2 separate regions of the Homo sapiens genome follow, and region 2 is linked to region 1. A link is a loop called in an ENCODE intact Hi-C map of the cell type or tissue named here. Cell type or tissue: tibial artery. All regions are shown on one strand. Each heading gives the region's core, and the rest is flanking DNA. Links, peaks and the distances in the headings are about the cores only.

Region 1 (2,914 bases), core at 267-2,766:
CATAACCTTGAATACCATTTATATGCTGATGATTCTGAAATCTCTCCTTCCAGCCTGGACTTCACCCACAAACTCCAAACTCAGATTTCCAATTACCCATTCAACAGCTATATTAAAATATATAATAGGTATCTCAAACTTAACATATCCAAAATTAAAGTCCTGATCTCTTCCTCACTCCATATGCTTCCTTGAGTGTTTTCTGCATGTTAGTTAAGGGTAACTCCATTCTTCTAATTGCTCAAGAGAAAAATCTTGGAGTAATCCTCAACTCCTCTCTTTTTCTTATACCCTACATCATCCTTTCAGCTCTATTTTCAAAATATTTCCAGGATTTGACCACCTTATACCCCTTCACTGCTATTCACAACATCTCTTGTCTGGATTTTGTAGAAGTCTCCTAACTGATCTCCTGCCTTCACCTCTGTTCAACCTTCAGTTTCTTGTTCTTCAGTTTCTTCAGTTTCAATGCACTGCCTGGGTGTTCTTAATAAAACTTAAGTCAGATTGTGTGTGGTGGCTCACACTTATAATCCCAACACTTTGGGAGGCTGAGGTAAGAGGATCCCTTGAGGCCAGGAGTTTGAGATCAGCCTGGGCAATATAGCAAGACCCCATCTCTACAAAAAAATTAAAAAAAAAAACTTAAATCAGATGATGTCATTGCTCTGCCCAAAACCCTCATGGCTTCCCACTTCACTCAGAGTAAAAGCCACAGACATCACAATAACTTACACAGCCCTACACAGTATGCCTCTCCCCTTCTTTGACACCATTGATTATTTTCCTCCCTATTGCTCATTCTGTTCCAGGCCCACTGGCCCCTTTGCAATTCCTGCAGCACAATGGTTATGCTTCTGCCTTAGAAACTTTGCTCTTGCTGTTTCCTTTGCCTAGAAAATCTCTTTCCTCATGCATCTACACGATTTCTTTCTTCACCTCCTTCCAGTTCAAGACAAACCCTTTTTTTTTTTTTTTTTTTTTTTTTGAGACAGAGTCTCACTCTGTCACCAGTCTGTAGTACAGTGGCGCAATCTCGGCTCACTGCAACTTCCCGACTCCCTGGTTCAAGAGATTCTCCTGCCTCAGTCTCCCGAGTACCTGGGATTACAGGCATGTGCCACCATGCCCAGCTAATTTTTGTATTTTTAGTAGAGATGGGGTTTCACCATGTTGGCCAGGAGGGTCTTGATTTCTTGACCTTGTGATTTGCCTGCCTCAGCCTCCCAAAGTGCTGGGATTACGGGTGTGAGCCACTGCGCCTGGCCAAGGCAAAGTTTTAACGTCTTGTTCACTGCTGTATTCTCCATGCTTAGAACAATGCATAACATATATTGGCACACATTAACATTTGCTCTGTGACGAATGAATGGATTTATTAAGCACTCCACATAGTAAGTCACTTGAGGAAAAAAAACAGAAGAATGAAATATAATTTTACCGGTGGGGTAGAATATGCACTGTGTATCATGTTAGTATTAATTTCATTTTCTGGATAACAGTACTTTGTATTGATTGTTTCCAGTAGCTGTTACATGGTCTGTATGCCCCTCTTGCTCAAGAGAGTGAGGATGATCCTGAAATTCTCTTCGAAGTCAGATTATCATAGTCTCCTCCAGAGGGAGCCCACAGTCCAGCATTTTCAAGAGCTGGAGTCACCCTCTGACCCTAACAGAGGACAAGCCATTTGGTCTCCTGTTGGACGAACTAATGTATGAAGATGGGGTGCTAATACAGCTGTGCTTTTTGGTCTAAATCCCCTAGATGAGAAATGCAACAAAAGTGCAAGCTAGGAATTTGGTTTCCTCCAAAGTCTCAGGACATTTCAAACCAAGACCTAGATTATACACATTTCAGGCAACATTTACTCTTGGGCATCTCTGAGTAATTTCTTTGTGGCTACTCATTATTACATTGAACAGTATTATTATAATGTTAAAAGCATCTGATGCCTCATGAAATTACTTTAACAACAGGATTTATTATATAATAATTCTGCCATCAATATTGTTGGATTCCTTGGATTGTTGTTGAGTTTGGAAAATTGGTTTCTTTAATTTCTCTCTATTCTTCAAACAGAAAATGTGATGGTATCAGAATATTTATTGAAAGTGTACCTGCAAACTCCTGGGGATTTTTTCTTTTCTTTTTCTTTCCTTTTTTTTTTTTTTTTTTTTTATGAGACAGGGTCTTGCTCTGCTGTCTAGGCTGAACTACAGTAACATGATCATAACTTACTGCAGCCTCAAATTCCTGGGCTCAAGCAATCCTCTTGCCTCAGCCTCCTGAATAGTTGGGAGTACAGGTGTTCACCACCATGCTGGGCTCATTTTTAAATTTTTCATACAGACAGGGCCTCACTATATTGGCCAGGCTGGTTCTTTAAAAAAAAAAAAAGTTTATTGAACAAACATTCCATTTTTATTTAAAGTCACATATTATGAGAGTCCAGATTAGTATCAGATTACCTGAGTTAGAAGGCAGATGCTTTTATCACCTCTTCATTGGAAACCTGTTTGGTGCTTTGCTGCCTCAGTTTTCCCAGCTGGATAATGGGGACAAAATAGCTTATCCTAGAGATATTGTGAGGACTCAAGGTTTAACACACACAGGACACAGTGGGTTTGTAGTGATGAAATTTAGTAGTTCACTGGGTCTCTGTGTCTTCTTCAAGGATGAAGAATTATGGTCTTTAAGTTTTGTTATGCGAGTTATCTGAGTTTATCCTGACTTAATTCCCTTTGGGAATAAATTAGGTCTGAAAGTGTCCTCTACTCTTGTTGCATACTGCCTGTGAAACTCCTAGGGTATCTGTGCACTGGTCACCATTTATTTAGACATAAAGTTGGCATGAGTTATCTGTTCTGCAGGCATAAAGTGTTTCATTAAATACAAGAAAAAACATGGCATTTAC
Region 2 (2,914 bases), core at 148-2,647, 110 kb after region 1:
CTCTTTCTATACTGTAAAGCGGATCCTGCCACATGCTGCTTACCTTCCATCACCTGAGGCTACTTAATGAAAATGGGATGAAGTGGCCAGCGGCTGTAATCACGCCTGTAATCCTAGCACTTTGGGAGGCTGAGGTGGGTGGATCACTTGAGGTCAGGAGTTCGAGACCAGCCTGGCCAACATGGTGAAACCCCGTCTCTACTAAAAATACAAAAATTAGCCGGGCATGGTGGTGGGCGCCTGTAATCCCAGCTACTCAGGAGGCTGAGGCAGAAGAATCGCTTGAACCCCGGAGCCAGAGGTTGCAGTGAGCCGAGACACCACTGCACTCCAGCCTGGGCAAGAGAATGAGACTCCATCTTAAAAAAAAAAAAAAAAAAGAAAAGAAAATGGGATGAAATTCCACTTTCTTCACAGAGCTTTTCATGATTTGGTCCTTACCTGCTCTTCTGCCCTCATCTGTTTTCACTCTCCCCCCATTCATTAATCTCTAACCATATTAGCCATACTGTTCCTGGGACATACCAAACTCATTTTTAGAGACACTTTTTCCATCTCTTTCTGTGGCTGGGGCCTTCTTATGCAGGTTTCTGCTTAAATGTATTGCCCTCTTCTCCCTTTATAACCCCACTTTGTTTTCTTCTCAGTATTTATCCACCTAACATTCTCTTATTTGTGCTTATCACATTGAACCCACTAGATGGTAAGCTCCCTGAAGGCAAAAATCCTTCTCTTCTTTACCACTGTCTGCAACATGATGGGGAGAGGGTGGTAAACAAATATTCACTGAATGACTGACTGGCATGGTCTATATCAGCAGCTTGCTGGGCCTAGACTCAGAGATTTTCCTGGAGAAATCCCTGCCACTCAGTAGTCCCTTGGCAGACAGGCCTTCCTGACTGCGCAGTTAACAGTCAGGCACTTGGCTTGCAAGACATACCCACGTCATACTTGACTACCTCACTGATGATCCCAGTCTAGCTCCTGGGATGTTCAGCAAGTCGGCCTGCCTGGAGCTCCATGGGTGGCTGACTGGCTGGGCTTTGCAGAGTTTTTAAATTGCAATTTCTCTCTGGTAGTCTTTGCCCCAGTGTGCTGGCTCCAGACGACATATTGGTGCTGGGGTCCTCTGGGCAGAGGGGTAGGGAGACTTAGCCGGTGATGATAGGTGATGCCTGTCATTGTTTTCTCATCTGTGAAGGAGTCCTCGCTGCATTGTACTGCACTGCTCTGCTCCTAACTGAGTCTTTCTGGCCCTGCTACCAGGTCCTGCATTTCACAGGTCTCTGTCAAACTCTACATTTCACAGAGGGACACTGTGACCCAGATGGCTGGGGGCTACTTCCATGGTCACGCTGTGGACATGGGATTAAGTTGCACTGGCATTCAGCCTCTGGTGGCCAGACTGGGTTTCTGGACAGGAGTCTGCGTCCTGGAGGGGAGAGAGGGCAACCTTTGGAGGGGCCAGAGGGCAAGCCTGGAAGAGGGCAGGCTCAGTGAAGATGCACCCTTGGGACAGCCACCTGGCTCTCTGGTGCCATCTGTTGGTCAGAGCCAGTCAGTACTGGTAGTTCTTGGGGGTTGACCTGGACCAGACGGACTCTAGAGCAATCCCGTCCCTGTCACTGCCTTAGCTTGGGCCCAGCATGGCAACTCTGAGCACATGGGGGGCACTGTGCACTCCTATGGTCTTCTCTCCTTGGAGAGAGGTGGGTGTAGCTCATGCTCTTCCGTGAAGTCAGACTCATCTGTGGTGAGTTAGCCAGACCTAGGTTCAAATCCCACCTCCCCATTTTCCTGCTCTATGGCCTGGGGCTGATTACTTAACCCATCTCAGCCTTGGCATCTCTCCTGTAAAATGCAGATTATAATAGTAACCACCTCCTAGGGTTGCTGTGAGATTAAAACATTATAAAGAAAGAGCTTAGCTCGGTAATCTGGCAGGCCCATGCTCCAGGAATGTTAGTGGCTATGCTTATGGGCTTGCTGATTTGGGCAGGATTACTGTTCAGTCCCTCCTTCATGGGTAGGCCCACTTTGGCTTGCCAAGACTCTCCAACCTACCCTAGACCCAAGGCAGTCTGGGGTTCCTGAAATCTGATGGTGCAGGGTACAGATGTGGGTCAAGAAATGTTTTCCTCCACCACTTAGGTGTAGATGTCACTTCTGCCTAGAGATTCCACAGCAGCTTCCCAAGGGCAGGTTCATAGTCCACCAGGGAAGGTATTGCACTGGCTGGCTCAGATAGAGGAAAGGAAGCTGTAACTTTCTGTAGCTTTGTCCAAGGTCTTAGTTGAACTCTTGGCCCATGGGCAGGTAAGTCCTCCCTGTGGCCTTGCAGAAATTCCTCACCTTCCCTCCCAACATCTCCTGTATTCCTCCAGCCTTGGCTCTGAAGGGTTGGGAAGCCATGTGAAGGAAAGGCTCCAGGGGCTCAGACTTCCTTCAGGAATTGACACTGGCATCATGTTAAGAATGTTACATGCATTCACACATTGTCACTCCCTCCTCGCTTTTTTTTTTTGAAACAGAGTCTTGCTCTGTCGCCCAGGCTAGAGTGCAATGGCACAATGTCAGCTCACTGCAACCTCCGCCTCCCAGGTTCAAGCGATTCTCCTGCCTTAGCCTCCCGAGTAGCTGGGATTACAGGCACCTGCCATCATACCTAGCTAATTTTTTTTTGTATTTTTGTAGAGACGGGAGTTTCACCATGTTGGCCAGGTTGGTCTCGAACTCCTGACCTCAGATGATCTGCCCACCTTGGCCTCCCAAGGTGCTGGGATTACAGGCATGAGCCACCATGCCCGAACTTTCTCCCTCTTTTCTGCTGAGTTATGATTTACATGCAGTAAAGTATACAAACATAATTGTAGTTCAGTGAATTTTTGTATGTACATACACTCATGAAACCACC

Evidence for each region. Hi-C counts contacts between places; a loop is a spot of excess contacts. Peaks named below come from ENCODE experiments on the same cell type or tissue, not always from the same donor. Only the 100,000 strongest peaks of a DNase experiment are listed, where the experiment ranks them.
Region 2: a loop joins it to region 1, with 11 times the contacts of the local background. A loop is called at or near these places in 108 of 110 quality-filtered maps.

What each region holds. Positions count from the first base shown.
Region 1 is chr5:134,288,428-134,291,341 of GRCh38, reverse strand. It overlaps a transcript of CDKL3 not described here. Among named protein-coding and RNA genes, the nearest start is that of PPP2CA-DT, 63 kb to the right of the region's middle. In tibial artery, for the core only: a CTCF peak has its summit at 1,638 (motif pointing right); no DNase peak of the experiment used is centred there.
Region 2 is chr5:134,182,978-134,185,891 of GRCh38, reverse strand. No RefSeq gene overlaps it. Among named protein-coding and RNA genes, the nearest start is that of SKP1, 7.5 kb to the right of the region's middle. In tibial artery, for the core only: a CTCF peak has its summit at 1,547 (motif pointing left); a DNase peak (open chromatin) is centred at 1,559.